Regions from separate parts of the Mus musculus genome. Here regions 1 and 2 are each linked to region 3. The links are chromatin loops, found by intact Hi-C in ENCODE. Cell type or tissue: left cerebral cortex. All regions are shown on one strand. Links, peaks and the distances in the headings refer to the core of each region. The heading gives the core; the rest is flanking DNA.

Evidence for each region. A loop is a pair of places that touch in the nucleus more often than their neighbours do. Peaks named below come from ENCODE experiments on the same cell type or tissue, not always from the same donor. Only the 100,000 strongest peaks of a DNase experiment are listed, where the experiment ranks them.
Region 1: a loop joins it to region 3, with 3 times the contacts of the local background. A loop is called at or near these places in 17 of 42 quality-filtered maps.
Region 2: a loop joins it to region 3, with 2.7 times the contacts of the local background. A loop is called at or near these places in 12 of 42 quality-filtered maps.

What each region holds. Positions count from the first base shown.
Region 1 is chr5:45,421,404-45,426,403 of GRCm38, forward strand. D5Ertd615e (DNA segment, Chr 5, ERATO Doi 615, expressed) reads right to left here and starts at 2,997. Exons shown (of 6, transcript NR_131933.1): 1 at 2,833-2,997. In left cerebral cortex, for the core only: a CTCF peak has its summit at 3,087 (motif pointing left); a DNase peak (open chromatin) is centred at 3,070.
Region 2 is chr5:44,654,414-44,659,413 of GRCm38, forward strand. The region is part of intron 2 of Ldb2 (LIM domain binding 2); the gene reads right to left. Among named protein-coding and RNA genes, the nearest start is that of Ldb2, 140 kb to the right of the region's middle. In left cerebral cortex, for the core only: a CTCF peak has its summit at 2,468 (motif pointing left); no DNase peak of the experiment used is centred there.
Region 3 is chr5:44,300,405-44,308,596 of GRCm38, forward strand. It overlaps Gm40296 (a long non-coding RNA gene), which reads left to right and starts at 5,893. Exons shown (of 4, transcript XR_868403.3): 1 at 5,893-6,067. In left cerebral cortex, for the core only: a CTCF peak has its summit at 3,980 (motif pointing right); a DNase peak (open chromatin) is centred at 3,989; H3K4me3 peaks cover 583 bases; H3K27ac peaks cover 664 bases.

The DNA.
Region 1 (5,000 bases), core at 1-5,000, 1.1 Mb after region 3:
ATACATGCATACCTGATAAATAATGATAAAAAGATAACAAATGGTGCAGATTTGAGGCATAGACAATAGATATAGATCAACTCATAGATGATATGGATTAGATATTAGAGATAGATGATAGATGACAGGTATATGGTAAATACATTGATAGAAAAAGAGATGATAGAAGATGACAGATGATGATAGATGGATGGACGGATAGATAGATAGATAGATAGATAGATAGATAGATAGATAGATAGATAGATAGATAGATAGATTTGGGTATTTTTCTTGGCAGTGATACCTTAATGTCAAAGCCTCCTGGTACCACCATGACATAATGGTATACTAAGGAACACTCTTGGTCATGGCATAGAAGATACTCTTGACCAAGATTCTCTCCCTAACTACATTTTAACCAAGTTCTGAACTCTTTCCAGACTGTTTATCAAGCTTGGCACAAAAAGACTTGAGAAAAAAAAAAATTCACTTCCATAGTTCCTAACAGTTCAAGGCTATATCACCCTCGGCCATCTTACAGTGCCTGCCAGAGGAAACTAGAAGCTTCCAAAAGAGTGTGCTGCCTTTTGGAAGAGTCTCTGAAGATAGGGCTCATCTCCCACGCTCTGTGAAAGGGAGGGGCCTGACCTCATTAAGTGTCAGTTAGCAAACCTAGATAGGTTGCACAGAGACCAAGTCCTCCATCCCACACTTCATAAACTGTCACTGTCCAGACTCTCCTGCCCCTCCCCCTCTATTCCCCTCCCCCTTCATCCTTCCTTGAAAATATCTAGCCAGCTCTGCATGAAGTTCCGTTTTTCACCCATTATGCTAGCCTGTTGCTGACTGAATCCATCCTTAACACTTCAGTGTCTGGTTTTGTTGATCTTTGATACCCCATCAAGAGCTATTCTCCACACCAAACCACCATCAGGGAACAATTATCCAGCTTGACCCTGAAGGATCAACTTGATACAATGCTGAAGTCCTGGCAAGACTTGAGATTAGCAGATCCGAAGCAGGCACCAGCATACGTGTTGCAAATTCCAGAACTCCCTTGGAGCCACGCAGAGTTGACTGGAATTCTAGCTGGCTCTTTCAAGGCCAATGTATAGTGTTTGTGGATCCAAGGGTCACGGTAAGGACTCCTGGGTTAAAGTGAGAGGAAGACCCAGGCTCCCCCGATGTTTGGCTCAGGTTTGCTCTCCAGCTTGCCTGTGTCTGTGTCACTTATCACCATGGGTGCTCCTCTCTGTCACTCAAGATACAGATAGAGAAATCAGCCTTCCCTTAACCGGGGAGAGGAGGGGAGCAGGAAGAAAAATTTTAGCCAGCAGGAGTCCGTCATTTCTTTGAAGCACATATGATGTGCCTGTGCGTGAACACACACACACAAATTTCCAAATAACAGAAAAGTTGCATGGCAAAAATGAAACCCTCCGGATAAATCATGAGCATGCCAAGTGTGCACAGCCTTGATCCACCTCAGCAAAGCTGAGTGCAGCCATTACTCTAAGTCTTCTCAAACCTTCGTGTGGACAGATCAGCTCTTTGCACCCTTAACTTCCAGGTTTAACTCCAGGTCACCAGTTCCCCGAAAGGGGATCTCATGACATGGCCTACACTTACTAGTAAGTGATTTCACTTTCAGATACTGAAGTCTTCCTCTGCCTAAACCTTATCCACAAAGGTCCCAAAAGAGTGCAGAGTCCCAAAAAGGCCTTTAAGGAGGCAGCTGTGACATAAGGCAGTATTTGCTAACCTTTACTTGGAGGTGTCCCTGTATATTCATCCATGTCTACTGTAAGATAAAATAAGGCCCCCAATATGTAAGGGGCCTGATTCCTGGAATCTAAGTGTATGATATTACTTCACAAAGCGTCCTTACACATATGATAAAATAGGAGATAGAGGGGAAGATGGGGAGGGGGAGGGGAAGAGAGGAGAAGGTAGAGGAGAGATTTCTGCTAGATTTCCCAGTACCAAGTGTAAGAGTCGGAGTTTACCTGTAGGCCCCACTTATGCAAGGTCAAGATAACTTTCTGGAATACTGGAAGCTGTAGTTCTTGGGAATTAACAAGCCATGCATTTTGACTCCCCTGAACAAGTTTACTTAATTTTTTTTATACCAGATGTATTTGATTGGATGTAGGCAGAAGTCACATAGGCAGGAAAATATGTCAGGATATATGTTAGCCCCTGGTTTGGAACTAATGGGAAATGCAATGAATTGTGGGTTTTGCCTTTTTAAGTCCTTGAAAAATGTAACTTGTGGCCATTCCCTGGGAACCCAGGAGTAGACCTGGCCAGAGTCCTCTACCTGGCCAGCATTTAATTAAAGCTTGCTTTAAATTTGGTTCAAAATTGTGGAACTGAATTTTTTTTTCTCGAGAATCTCAGGGTGGACACAAGCTTGACACATAGTAAGTACTCAATAAATGTTAAGTGGGCCTAAGCTAGGGTCACTTACCATTTTCTAAGTATGGAGAGTGACAGAACCTATACCAGGGGTGCTGATACAAATAGTAGGGGACCAGGTCTTTCCCTGGGGCTAAGATATGTGCTAACATGGAGGCTACTCCCGTTGTCTGTGCTGTGTTGTGTTTCTCTTTCAGGGACTTTAAGGGCCTGCTCGAGCGATGGCTTAGAGCAGTGGCTGTGACCCTTGAATACAAATCCTCCTGTTGTGGTGACCCCAGCCATAAAATTATTTTCGTTGCTACTTCACAATTGTAATTTTTCTGTTGTTATGAATCATAGTGTAAATATCTGTTGTGCAGGATACCTAATGTGCAACCCCGAATGGGCTGCCACCCACAGGCTGTGAACAGCTCATTTAGAAGCACCTACCTTGAGAGGTTTAGGAAGTGTCTGCTCTGTAGTCAACCAATTTTCATTTCGGTGAAAGAAGTAAACATGAAGGATGAGGGAGGGGGAGGTACATGAACAAGAAGGCGGCAGCATGCACAGCAGTGGTCTCCAGCACTGGCAGGTGGCTTGTCATCCTATGTCTGCACAGAGTCTGAGTCTAAGGAGCCTTGTTCCTTACGGAGTTGCCCAGCACCTATGTGCATCTGTTGCCGACGCCTGCCCCCTTGTGGAATTGTTTCAAACTGCATACTGCCTTCAAAATGCTCTTTTCTTTTCTTTTCTTTTTTTCTTCTCCTTTTTATTGGATATTTTCTTTATTTACATTTCAAATGTTATCCCCTTTCCCAGTTCTCTGCCCTAGAAAAACCCCTGCCCCCACCTCCCCCTGCTTCTATGAGGGTGTTCCCCACCCACCCACCCACTCCTGCCTGCCTCCCTGCCCTGGCATTCCCCTACACAGGGCCATTGAGACTTCACAGGACCAAGGGCCTCTTCTCTTATTGATACCTGACAAGGCCATCCTCTGCTACATATGCAGCTAGAGCCATGGGTCCCTCCATGTGTACTCTTTGGTTGGTGGTTTAGTCTCTGGGAGCTCTGGGGAGATCTAGTTGATTGATACTGTTGTTCTTCCTATGGGGTTGCAAACCTCTTCAGCTCTTTCGGTCCCTTCTCTAACTCCTCCATTGGAGACCCGGTGCTCAGTCCAATGGTTGGCTCTGAGCATTCACCTCTGTATTTGTCAGGCTCTGGCAGAGCCTCTCAGGAGACAGCTATATCAAGCTCCTGTCAGCAAGCACTTCTTGGCATCCACAATAGTGTCTGGGTTTGGTAACTGTATGTGGGATGGATTCCCAGGTGGGGCAGTCTCTGGATGGCTTTTCCTTCACACATTGTCTCCATATTTCCTCCTGTGAGTATTTTGTTCCCCCTTCTAAGGAGGAGCGAAGCATCAACACTTTGGTCTTCCTTCTTCTTGAGCTGCATGTGGTCTGTGAATTGTATTTTGGGTATTTCAAGCTTTTGGGCTAATATCCACTTATCAGTGGGTGCATACCATGTGTGTCCTTTTGTGACTGGGTTACCTCACTCAGGATATTTTCTAGTTCTATCCATTTGCCTAAGAGTTTCATGAAGTCATTGTTTTTAATAGCTGAGTAGTACTCTACTGTGTAAATGTGCCACATTTTCTGCCGCAGACCCTCTGGGTGCAGATGGGCAAGGAGTTGGCGAATGACAGACAGATCAACACAGGAGATTGTGTAGAATCTGAATGTAATTTGTCAAGTCAAGCATCAAACTTTTTATACAGAAGAATAGCAAGAAACCAGACGAGATACAATCCACCAAGTTACAGTGACATAATACAAAATGAATGTATACATCAAAAGAAGGCAGGGACCAGGTCACTGCCACTGAGAAGGGAGCCAGGTGTAAAGCTAGTCTATTGTTAAGCCCACCTCCAGGGGTTCTACTTTAGCAGACCTCCTCATGAATACTGCAATACCACAACCCCCCTATCCTGGGCCCTGATAATTTCTTGTGTGAGTGTAACTTTTAAGTATCTGTGGAGAATCTCCATTTGTCAGAATTCACCAACTTGCTTCTAATATGCAATGTAGCCAGTACTAAAGATTTCTATCTCAGTGGGATTCCCTGGCTCTTTCATGGCATTCCCTTGTTTGGGTGAGATTTGCTACTGTCCTTAGTAAATACTCTGCAGACCAGCTCTGAGCTGCTGGTTCTGTCTTTTGTAATGCTTAATTAGTTACTGAATAGGTAACTTCCTTACTGCATTCATACCGGATTCCAAGCTCAGCTTCAAGCATTTTCTAGGACATTGGAACACTGGCAAAGGCTTAACTATGTCAGAATTCAATCTTTAAAAGCACTTATAATAAAATAATACTAAAAGAGAGCACGTGGATCTATACACCAGACTAACACGGGGATAGGGTATGAGTATACGGGTTAATGAGAACGCCAAAGCTCCAGGAGGTGAGTTTCTGTGAAACTCTTTGCCTCATGAGTGCTTCCAGGCCTCTCGGCCTGCCAAGCAAACTTCACTGGAGTGTGCGTAGCAATTTTCTGAATCCATTCCTCCATTGAAGGACTTGGTTTCAGTGGTCCAGTGTGCCCTGTAAACT
Region 2 (5,000 bases), core at 1-5,000, 350 kb after region 3:
ACTTTAAAGAGATCAGCCGGTTTTGATTCTCTACCTGACGGTTTCTAGCGTTTGTCTTCTGGTCGACAGCCAGCTGTTAAATGCGGCTTTCATCTCATTGCGTTTAGATATATTCCTGACTTTACACTGCCCTGAACGTGCCACTTGCAAGCCCTGGAGGTTTTCTAGGTGTCTATCACAGTGCATTCTCTGGTAACAGTTGCTTAGCTACATTGCAAATCTTTTGTTCTTTGCCATGGATCAATCCCACCAGGCCTCCACTGGTGTGAGCTGTTCTTTTGATTGTCCCTCAATACCCCATGCTCTTCCTGCTGCTAAACTCAGCATGCCAGACACTAACTCAGGAACTCTGCATCGGGTTGAATTTTTTTTTTTTTTTTTTGTCTCGTGCTAATATGACACTTGTCTAATATAACTTGTGGACTTCTTGAACATATCCACGCTGGCTGCTCATTCCTGTTGGAGGACTGTCTCTTGGATGACATTTTATTCATGAATATGAATATACATTTTCTTCTATATCAAGTGACACAATTACTCTGTCTGTCTTGATGCCTTACTACATTGTACACACATATTTTCAATGACAGGTTGACAGAATTTCAGCCCTAATGATTACTTAGAATGTCTCCTTAATGTAACCCATGTATTTTATTTATGATTAAAAAAAAAACCTTATCCTTCTGATGATAAATATAATGTTCAGTAATGAGAGAAAAATGTACAGTGCCACCCAGAATTCAATGGCCCAGAAAAACTGTCAGGCAGCATGTGGACATAAGCCAAGCTTTACCTAGCTGAAGCAATCAGGAACGTAATTTGGTAATTACAAGTGGTTACAATCAAGTTAGCCGGGTGCCTCTTAGCTGGTAGTCCATATATTTATACACAGAATTACAGGATTTGCAGTCTCTAGAGATAGTAAGCTAGGGAGCTTGCCTATTGTTCAAAGATCATTTTATGTGGGAAAACTATACTCTAGAAAGACCTTCCTTTCAGGGTTAACCAGGGAGAGGGCTTGGTGGGTACAGGTGCCTGTCTTCAAGCCTAAAGACCTGAGTTTGATTCTTGAGACTCACATGGTAAAAGGAGAGAACTGAACTGAGCAAGTTGTTATCTGGCCTGGTGTGTGTGTGTGTGTGTGTGTGTGTGTGTGTGTGTGTGTGTGTGACTGTCATAAAGATAACCTACTGTAACACAGACTATGTGAGTTTGTTACTTCTCCGATTTCCAACTCGCTATATATCACTTAATAGATGCAACCGTACAAGCTAAATGCTAGCTATTGGTGATCAAAATGCAAAAATCACAGACATCTCCCAACCTATGTAGCAGGTAAACATGCAGCCAGGAACAATGCAAGATACATGAGACACAGATGCAGGTCATGCGAGCTATCGTCAAGGGTGGGCTCTAGTTCAGGGAACTAGATGAGCCATGAAGGTTGAAGCCTAGAAAGGACAAAGATTTGCCCATCCCAGATCCAAGCCCTTCTACCCTCTTGGCCTACACACAAGTGATCACCCCCTTTGCCTTGTCTCATCTTTAAGGCACATTTACCTTTCTAGATAGTTTCCCAACCTTGTGCATCCTCCTGGTGTGCTTATCTTTAGGTCTTCCCCACCATCCTCAGCTATCTCCTGGAGAGACTAGGGGAAAGCCCTCCCTACTCTGCACATGTGTTATTCCATGAATTTTGCTGATAGCACTTGAAACAAAAACCCATTCACCTTCAGAGGCAGGTACAGCTTGAGCATGTCCAGGTAGACAATTCTTGACTCAGTTCTGGGACACAAAGTGGGCAAGGAGATGGTTGCCTGGGTGGGCAATGGATGTTGAAAGGAGCTGATTTGGAGTGATTCTTTGGGGGGGGTACCCCTTAGTAACTAATAATTACTATGCTTGTATTATCTCATTATCTTTCAAGATTTTAAAATCTGAATAGTCTAGAACACATGAGTGAATGATTAGACTATTTTTTAATCCAATACCTGGAGATCGCAGTCGATTTTACATGTAGGAGACAGCACTGAACCCATTTTCCCCAGGCTTCTCTCATCTACTACCTAAACAGTGGCAAGCCCCTCAGAAGAAGGCAGTTTACAAGGTCCTTCTGTTGTTAGATTTGAAAATCTCTGACAAAGGGTATAGAGAAGAAAAAAAAAATAGACCTTTTCAAAGTTTTCAGGATGACGACAACGGATGGATTTAACATTTTACATAAAAGATTTATGGCCAGAGCAGGCTCATCTCCCAGTTACTCAGCACATGAGAATGCATTAAAGTGCTCTCAGCATGCATGTTAAAGACTCTACAGGCTCAAAGTATGCCCGTTTATTGAAGACCTCAGAACAGGGCTGGAGAGAGAACTCAGAGGTTAAAAGTACTTGTTGCTCTTGCAGAAGACACAGGTTCAGTTTCCAGCATACACATGGTGATTCAAAACCTTTCTATAACTGCAGTTCCAGAGGATCTAGTTCCCTCTTCTGGCCTTTGCAAGTACTGCATGCACAAGATACAACCTACAGACAAAACACACACACACACACACACACACACACACACACACACACACACACACACACCTCCAAACAATTGAAATCCAGAGTAATTTCTTAAAGGTAAGTTCCAACAATGCAAACCCAATAATCATTTCCCCTAAGTATTGTGTATGTCTTCCTTGGAATGCCCTGCATTGTCCTTCCTCATTGCTCTTGCTACTGTTTATTCAAGTCCTATCCCTCTTCCATCTCTTTAACCTTTTGAGCAGCTTGTCTGCTTGGGATTCACAATGTCTTGTGAGGCTTCTTAGTATTTTGTGTGTTATAATATGGTTACACATGTGCCGCACACGTGCCTAAGGGAGTCCTCAATATTCTTCTGACAAGGTACGCATTCCCACAATTCCTTCTTGACAACAGAAGCATTTTGCAACTATGATGGTGGCAGACCACATTATGCCTAAGTTACATCCTGTGGAGGATGGACATTGCTGATGTAATGGAAGTTTCTAATCAAATGGCTGGTGACACCTAAAGTCATAGAATTGAAAGATACCAACTCCCCTGCTGGCTTTGAAAGAGCAAACATCTATGTTGTGTAGAGGACACAAAGTAGAGGGGGCATAAAGAAGCTTCCAGGGCTTTAAATAGTCCCCTAGGTGTAACCTCGGGGAAGAAATTCTGTGCTGCACACAGCGGGGCACAAAAAAGCTTCCAGGGCTTTAAATAGTCCCCTAGGTGTAACCTCGGGGAAGAAATTCTGTGCTGCACACGGCATGGCTGTTGTCCTCACACATACCTGCAGCTCTCATTACATCCACAACAAGATCGAGCCAGCTCAAAATTTCACCATGAAAGAGGGAAGGGGTTGTGAAGCTCCACCCCTACCTGAGGAGTTATTGGCAGCTGGTGGCTACAGGGAGCGTTTTACACTGGACAGGGGGTAAGAACTAGTTGTTTATCCATGACCATTAGGGGACATCATGACCATTGCCCCAAACCCAGCACTTATGAACAACATTAATTGGACTCGGTGGGTTTAAAAAAACAAAAACTGAGGATAGAAGTTAGGTGAGAGATGTATTAGAGAGATCCCAGGAATGTGGGATTTGGGGTGGATGCTGAGAAAACTCACTTCAGAGACAGAAGCTTAAAGTGAAAGCTGTATTTTCTGTGCTCAGAGAGGTGGCCAGTTCAGTGTCTGAAACTTGTCAACATCAGGAGATTGTACAATACTTTTACAGGATGGGAACACAAAGCAAGAGGGAGTAGGCTGGGTTGTTGCATTGACCAATCATATTTTGACACAAAGGGTTAAGCGAGGAAGTTAATGTAGGTGGCTGAGCCTTATGCAGGTCATCTAGTTTTAGGGTCAGTCAGCTTTTGCCGTAATCAGGTCCCCTTTTGGACTCTGGTCCAGAATTTAGAGTGATAAGGGAACAAAGGAGTAGCAAAAGCTGCACACACTCAATTACGTCATGTCGGGCAGTAGATTTACGTGTGTGCCTTAGTTTAGATAATCTGCAACTTCCCTTTTGACATTCCTTATTAGTTAACAGACAACCTCGAAACACCAGAAGAAGCAGTATAGGAGCTGATTCTGGGGCCTGGGAACATGGATTCAGTTTGGCTCTGCCAGCAAGATGGAACTTGTTTCTGAGATGGCTAGACTCAGCAAACTGTCTCCTAACAGGGGGAATGGGAGATAGATATGATCAAAGAACATTGTATCCATGTATGAAAATTTCAAAGACTAAATTAAAAAAATTATTAAACAAGGACTTTCCTCCTTAGCCATTGCAAGTAACTGAATACTGCTAGCTTTAGTTAGACCTACACCTCAACTAACACAATGTTCAGCTTGGTTGTATCCAGAACACCCAGATTATCCAGCTAGCCTGTCCTGAGCTCCTAAGTCAGGAAAACCGAAGCAATATCATGTGCTATTTTGAGTCTGGAGTATGTAACAATCTGATAGGCTGCTACTGAAAACTAAAACTAAATCAGATAGGTTGCCTCTCATGGTTTGCACATCACGGAGCACAAAGCTATTAGTGATTCTAATGCACTTGACTAAGAACTATTTCAAAAGTGGGTCAAAGAACAAAACACAATCACACATCAGCCACTTTTCTTCTAGATTATTTCCAATGAAAAAAAAGACCAGAGAACACTTCATCCCAAGTCACTGACGACCAGAAACTTGTGTTTCAGAACAACAGTAACAAGATGTATATATGGAGGTGTGAATTCCACTTCTAGAATTAACTAGGTAAGTTGCTGTGAACAAGCCAAAGCCGAGTCAGCTTCTGGATGTGTTCTGTACAAAATAATCATTACAGTTACGATTTGTTGATTATCTTTAAGTACCGGGAAGTGCCTGCATGTCACTTATAAATATCATTATTCTGGTGCTACGCAAATATAGTATTCATTGAAAATAGTAAGGCTCAGAGAGAAGAGGCATAATATAGGTTCATCACTGTAGAAGCAGCTATA
Region 3 (8,192 bases), core at 1,662-6,661:
CTTGAGGTTAAGGTGTGTTTCTTGGACACAGAACAAGAACTGATTCTGCTTTTGTATCTTCTCTATTAGTCTCTGTCAGTTCTCCAACTTAGATATTGAGAGATTTCAATGAACAGTGTTTGTTGATTTCTGTTATTTTGTTTTTGTGGTGTGTGTGTGTGTGCACGCATGTGTGTGTATCTGTATTTATTTCCCTTTTTTTGATTTTCTAGCCTGTAATTATTTATTCTTTGTGTTTTCTTGGGTCTGATTAATCTCTTTAGGCTCAAGTTTTCCTTCTACTGCCTTCTGTAGGACTGGGTTTGTATGTAAAGAGTTCTTAAATTTGTTTTTATCATGGAATGTCATATTCTCTCCACTTATAGTAACTGAAAATTTTGTTGAGTATTCTTAGAATCTGTAGAACTTCTGTCCAGACCCTTCTGGCTTTTCCAGTCTCTACTGAGAAGTCAGATGTTACTCTAATTTGCATGCCTTTATATGATACTTGGTCTTTTTCCTTTGAAGCTTTTAATATTCTTTCTTTGTTTTGTATGTTTAAGGGACTTTTTTTTTTTCTATTCCAGTATATTCTTCTTATACCTTGATAGGTATCTCTGTCTTTAGGTTAGGAACATTTTCTTCTATAATTTTTGTTCAAAATATTTTCTGTTCCTTTGACCTGGGTTTCTGCCTCCTTCTTCCTCTGTTCCTATTATTCTTAGATTTGATCTTTTCACAGTGTCCCAGATTTCCTCGATGTTTTCTTACAGATTTTTTTTTTTTTAGATTTAACATTTTCTTTGACTGAGTTATCCTTTTCTTCTATTGTATCTTCAATTTCTAAGATTCTGTCTTTTGTCTTTTTTATTATCTTGGTGAAGTTTGGCTCTGAGGCAATAAACCTGGTTAAGTGGCTAAAATTTCAGTTATAAATTTACTCAGCTTGAGTTTTTTTTTTAATTGATCATTTTCCCTTTTCTTGAATGGTTTTATTGTCTTCCATTGTTTGTGTTTTCATAGATTTCTTTAAGGAATTTATCTATTTTCTTTTTAAGAACCTCTATCATGCCCATACAGGCTCTGTAAAATTCTTCGTCTTGTGCTTCAGCTATGTTGCAATACTCATGGCTGCTGGGCTTTATTGGAAACATTGTCCTGGCTCTTATCAATTATGTTTTTACTCTGGCATCTAGGATATCTGGATTTGGGAATATTGTAATTCTAAGAGCTGATATCTTTTTTTGTTTTGTTGTTTTGATCTTTGGTTTCTGTTGTCCTATCTGGTTCCTAGGCGAGTGTGGTGTGTGTGTATTTATTGCCTGGTAGGAAATCTTCAGAGGAGGTGTTGTCACTTGGAGTTCTGGGTAAAATGTGTTTTTAGTGGACCCTTATAGAAGGGAACAGGCTGGGGTTGTGCCTTAGGGGGTCCACAGGAGGGAAGAAAGCAGGAAGTTCTACCAGATTCTGTTTGGTTCCATGGGAACCCGGGCAAAGAGTAAGGAGATGCCACATCGGGTGCTGGGGATGAGACTGGGCATTGGATGTGGAGGGGAGGAGGGAGAGTGAAGAACTTAAGCCTGCCCACCTGATTTGATGACTTTCTTGCTTCTCTGTTAGACTTGGCAGGCAGGATCCCAGACAACGCCTGCTGGTGTTGGGGGCCGAGATAGCAGGACCAGTGGAGAAAAAAGTTAGTGGAGAAGATTTTCATGATCTATTGGATATCGGGGTGGAGTAGAAGGGAGGATGCAGCAGGAGGCTTGCTGTAGAGATGGAGTGAAACTGGAGAGCTGGGAATGAAAGAGAGGAGGAAGAGGAAGAGAGAGAGGGGGTGGGAGAGATTGGTGAAGATCTGTAGTTAGTCTGCCTGCTTCTCTGGCTTGAGTGGCCTGCAGGTTCCCAAGGAATACCTGCTAGAGTTGGGGGTTGGGATAAAGCATTAGGTGTGAGGCAGTTTGGAGGGGAAGGTGTGTGTGATATACTGGAGACAGGGTAGAAGAGCAGGGGAGAGGGAGGCTGCAGCAGGCTGTCTGCAGCCAAGCTATAGATGAGACAGGAGAATTGGATTTGAAGGAGTGGAGGCAGAGGTGAAGATGAGCAGTTCCTTGTTTTCAAATGCTAACTCTAATCTCTCTGAATTTGATTTTCGCTGGATACCAGGACAGTGCAGATGTAATTAATAAAGATGAGGTTGTACTGGACAATGTGGGCTGCTGTCATATGGAGTCTTGGTACTTCTCTAAGAGAAGGAATAGGCTGTATACCTGGTGGTGGCATAGTCCTAACCTGAGCACTTATATGACTGAGTCTAGGGCCAGCCTGGGCTACCTAGTGAGGTTGTCTTTTAAAAAGAAACCACAAACAAAGGTTTAAATTTTATGATTGAAAAGGAAAGAAAAAGTGAAATTAATGAAACGTTTTAATAATTGTACAAAATCTTACTCGCCAGCTTTAGCAATATTAACAAGCTGTATACAATCTGAAGTGTTTCTTTATATCAGTCATAATAAACTTGACCATAAAATGGAAGATGGAGAACATCCTAGTCACAGTAAGTCATATTTAAGATCTACTTAAACAGAGGGCATGTAAGAACTTCTGTACCTGGTCCTGAGGATGGAGCCTGGGTCCTCACACGTGTTAAGCTGTATCCCTTATCTACATTAGAGCTTTACAGAGAGCACCCTAAAGCTTTAGGAAGGAAATAGACAAAGACTTGAAAATGTGAATATGATATTGCTATCATGAGGCGAATGCAAAAACTATAATGGCTTCAACTTAATAAAACTTGTAAGTTAATTCAGATTCAAAAAAGTTCAAGATGATTTGTTGCTAGTTAACACACATTTTCCAATTAGTGGCTAATGTTAAAAGTCCATGGATAGTTAAATTAACTTTTAAAGAGAGCAGCACATAAGGGGGATTCTTGAGTAGATACGAAGGGTCTCTATGGAGCCCTGAACACTCAGTCCAGGCTGTCACAGCACTGTTCACCTATAGCAACAAAGTTTTGAGTTATGAGAGAGAATTCACGTACACTAAGGGGCTCAATATCTGACAGAAGCGGCAAGACTCACTAGTGGGTACAGACAGATCTTGAGAAGTGGATACTGGGGAAAGAGCTTATACGATTCAAAAAGTGGAGCAAGAACGCTATCTCAGACCACAAGCAAAGGGAGGATTGTTTTCATTATCAGAAACCATACTGTGAATCATAAAAGTAGGCGTTAGCGAAAACAATAGACTTTTAAAAATGGAATTCAAAACGCAGTGAGCAGCATGTTAATAATACACAACAAACTGCTGTGAACCAGCAAGCAAAAGGTAAGAAAATAGACTCAATCAAAAGATTCAAGGAAGAGACCTGAAAAACAAGAACAGCCCAATCATTTAATATAACATATATATATATAAAGACAATATCTCAAGGTATAGCCCTGCTAGCCAGGAACTTGCCATATAAACCAGGCTTGTCCAATACCCACAGAGATCTTTCTACTTCTGCTTCCTGGGTGTTGTGATTAAAGGTGTGTGCCATTATGGCCAGTTTTTTTTTTTTTTTTTAATGTGTGTGTGTGTGTGTGTGTGTGTGTGTGTGTGTATGTATGTATGCCTGAGTGTCTGCATATGCGTCACCGGTGTGCAATGCTCAAAGAAAGTGGAAGAGTCTGGAATATAAAAATCTGTAGAGAGGAGAAGAAACAGGAAGCATGGGATGATAAAGCAAGGAGCACACCTCAGGAGTTACATAAAGCAGATTTGGTGATGGGAGCTAGAAAGAACCAGTTAAGAAGAAAGAAAGAAAACATCATAAATGTTTTAAAGCAAAGAGAAGAAAATTATCCAACAAGTGGGGTGACTGGCAGCCATGCTTAGGGAAGATCAGGACGCCAGGAGCTCCTGTACTTTGCCAAGGGGGCTCACCTGCCCAGGATCAGAAGGTCGGCTTGATTTACGATGAAAACGGGCTCTGTTTAAGAACAGGCCACAAGATGGCGCTGTGAGCCAGTAAGAATATTCACCCATTCCAGGAGCCCACCAGTGTTTACCTTTTCATGGCTTTCTTTATTCTTTGCTAATATACTGCAGCCGGATCGCAGGCAATGTTTGTCTATTAAAAATGTTGGCATTTGGAAATAACATTCCCAATCTTCATGATTCCTGCTTACTTTTCGTATAATCCTCAGGAGACGTTGGAAAAACCTTCCTTCTAATCCCCGTTCTAACACAGGAAGCCAGCTCTAATTCCTAATTTACTAAAAGCACTCATAAAACTGTGTAGAGTCACTGCTGGCATTTGCTAGTCCTTGTGGACTTCCAGGTGGGAAAATATAGGGGGATATAAAGAGAAGGAGAGGAGAAGGGTCTAAGACTGGTCAGGAAAGCCAAGAATACAAGCCACGATCACAGAACACAGGAACGAAGGAGTGGGAATATCCATATAAGGACTGTGTTTCTTGCAGGGTAAAACAAACAAACAAACAAACAAACAAGCAAGCAAACAAACAAACAACTTGTTACCCGGAAGTCTGTAGTCACTGAACTTTTCACAGAAACCTGCACTATCTAATGTTGTCACGCATGAAGAACAGCAGATGGTTTAAAGGAGCCATCAAAAACCGATGATTGAAAACGCCAATTTTGATCACAGGAAGTCAGATATGGTTTAAAGGGCATTTGGCACCTAAGGTGCTCTGCTTTCTTCTGCATCCCTTTTGATTTCCTGAAGTCTCCTGTGTGTCAGTGGTATAAGCAACCCCACAACACACCAGGACAGAGAGACACAGACAGACTCAGAGAAACGTTGAAGGCTACAAAGCAAGTCACAAGTGCAATGGCAGGTGACTAGGGTTTTATCTGCAAAATGGGGTCAAGACACCCACCACTGTAGAGACATACTAAACGTTACCACACAGCCAATGCAGAGTCAGTAAATGCTGGCAAGGCTAATTATTTGGTAACAGTATCTTCTTCTAATAATGTATATGTTGAGTCTTCGGTTGCAGCAACAAAGGTTAATTTTTAATGTAACCAATAACGATCTGATAAATCACTTTCCTGATTTCAACAAATTCATTGTCCATTGTCTTTGTTGAGAAAACAATTGCATGAGCACAGCATAGCTTCAGTACTAGCAGAAAGCATAACGTGGCTGGGGGAATGATGGAGAGTCTTACAGACCCACCTTGGGTCCATAGAGCCAGGGAAAATGGGTACCTTTGGCTGACAATCCTTGTCAGAGAAGATACAATTATCCGAGGAGAATACCAGAGTGTTACTTTAGAATTTTATTGCCAGCCCTAGAAAGATCCAAATGCTCGTTCATAAGAAGTTCCTAGGATGAAGGAAACCTGGAATAGCACTTAGACAATCTTTGTGGGTTGTTCTTTAGGATACTATGTGCCAGACACTGTTACATTTCTTCATTTGTCTCTCCTTAGAGCCATAGCTTGTTAGATTCTTGCTTTCTCTTTTAAAAATATTATGATCATCATCATTATTGTATTGATGTGACCAATCTGCTGTGACCAATACTCAAGAGAACAATTTAAAAGGAGAAAAGATTTTTGTCTCAAAGTTTCAGAGAGCTCACTCCATGGTGATCTGGCTCCATTGGATTTGGGCTGTGGTGGGAAAGAGAATCATGGTAGAAGACTATGGAGAAGCAGAGCTGTTCAGCTCATGGTAGTCAGAAAGGGGAGAGGAAATTGGTGGGTGGTAGAGGGAGAGACAGAGAGAGAGAGATAAAACAGAAAGGTGCTAGTGGGCTTCTTCTACCTTATCCTTTTTGTCTGTGCTGGTGATCAAACCCAAGATCTCACACACCACAGGCAGGCATTTTATCGCTGAGCCCCAGCCCTTCTTGTTCTTTCATTCTATTTAGGCCTTCAGCCCAGTGGATGGTGCTATCAACATTCAGGGCTGACACTCCTTCCTTGGCTAATCATCTTTGGAAATGTTCTTATCCCACTCCACTCCTCCTTATCAACAGCAGAGATGTTTTCAACTGTGCTACTCAATAAAATCACATTGAAGATCAAGGTTAACCATCACCTCTTTGAAGGAAGTGGAACCACTGTCTAAGGTAAGGAGGCAGGTCGCCGAGGCATGCTGGACCAGAGTGTCAGGACAGAATAGAAATCTCTATACCTATACCTATATATATACCTATATTTATAGGTATATACCTATACTTATAGGTATAGCTATAGGTATGCAGGCGTGTGTGTGTGTGTGTGTGTGTGTGTGTGTGTGTGTGTGTGTGTATTGAATCAAGAGAGTTAATCTCAGATAGAAGCATTTTGGGAAAAATGGCAGTTGCAGGTGACTCCACCGAGTAGTGTCTGGAACTTAGTCACAGGCCCAACAGCATGCACATCTCTCATTATCTGATGACCTTCCTGCCATGCATGTACTTCAGGATTTGTAAAAGTGTGCAGGTCATTATCACGGCTGTCATTTGACCTTGAGCTGGCTCATTCTAGGAGGGCATCTCTATCTAGTGCCTTGTTGCAGTTTCCAAGGACCAATCTAGTTTCCACGTGCTTGAACCATTTCTTTCTCTTCTTCCTCTTTTTTTTCCCCTTAGATATCAGCTAATAGCACGTGCCTTGGAACTCCAGCACAACATAAAGTCTTTGTCGAGGCACAAAGGTTGGGTCTCCCTCCCCTCCTCCCTGTGCTTCTTGCCCATCCTGCTCAGCCTCTGAAACTGCCTCCAAGAAATTGGCTACAGGACCCAGGCGTCATGTCTGAGCTATTTATCAGTGAGAAGGTGAGGGCAGCTAATCAAACAGCTAAGAAAGGAGTTGGGAGATTCTTCATGCCTACAAAAGGTCCTTTAGTACTAGCACCAGTTTGGGAAGCCTTGGAGCCTTAGGTTCAGTTTACTATTCAAAGCCTCCTCAGTGCCCCCACGGAAAAACCAGCCCTGCAGGCAGACAACACAGTCTACTCGCCCCGCCCTGTCCCGCCCCGCCCTGTCCCGCCCCGCCCCCTGCCCCGCCCTCTCCAACCCCCTCCTGTAGCCTTCAAACACGTTTCTCTCCAAGATGCCAGGGAAGCAAGGCCACACAGCAGCCACAGGTTATCTTATCTTCTGGGAGAATAAATGAAAACCTGTTTTCAGCAAGCAGCTTTTCAAGAAGGCGGAGTCGTCCTAAGCACTGACTGACTTCTGGATGCATTCTGGCTCTGATAATTCCAGAATATCGCCAGGGCACCTCCTCCACTGTGCGCTCCTTGTTGGAATATACGTTGTCTTTACAAGGCACAAATAGTTGAACTGCATAATGTAACCCGATGTTCTGACAACCTCACTTATACTCAGGCTAAATTTAAAGGTCACCACGCAGAGAAATAATGGCAAGGGAATGAAAGGGCCTTAAACATGGATCTCACAGACATTTCCTCATTTTGAGAGTTTTATACCATAAAATAGAGGCACAATTGCATGTGATCTTAAAAAAATATTTATAACTGGAGAACCCATTTCTTGGGACTACAGCAGCTTTTTATAAAATGCCATTATGCCTCAGTGTGAAGTGGCCCGGCTGTGCCTTAGATGGTTTCTACTGTACTGGGAGTGCTCTGCTTTTTCCTCAGAGTTTATCTGCATCTGCTATGTATAAGAATAGGTTGTAAGGACCAAATGGTATAAGGGAGAGATAATTCCCATTTATCTTAAGATTACAGTTTAGTATTGAAGAAAGACATGGAAACAAATCAAAACATTGAGAGGGTATGAGGTGACACAGGAAACAGGTCTGTGGGTGTGCACATAGAAGGAGAGTCTGCAGTTATCCTGAAGGGTGGACGGCACTTTCTTCCAAGAAGAAATTCTTCTGTTGAGTATTAACAGGTCAGCACGAAGAAAGCATTTTCAGAGAGAAGTATGACACAAAGAAAGAACAATGCACATAAATGTTGTGCAGGCGAGAGGGAATATCATGGCCGGCCCTAGAGACAGTCTAAACCAGGGTGGAGTCACAGTTTCAAGAATTAGCTTGGGGATGTTGCACTAAGGGAGAGATGCAGGAATGTGGGGGTGGTGGGTTAAACTACTGAACAAACAAAAACCAAACCAAAACACCCCCCTAAAGCCAGCCCCCCAAACAGTGTGTATAGCATCCCAGCCCTAAGACCAGATATGTGCTGAAAAGCCTAGTGTTCCTCGGAGCATAGCAGAATGCTCTTCCCCACTGATGCTG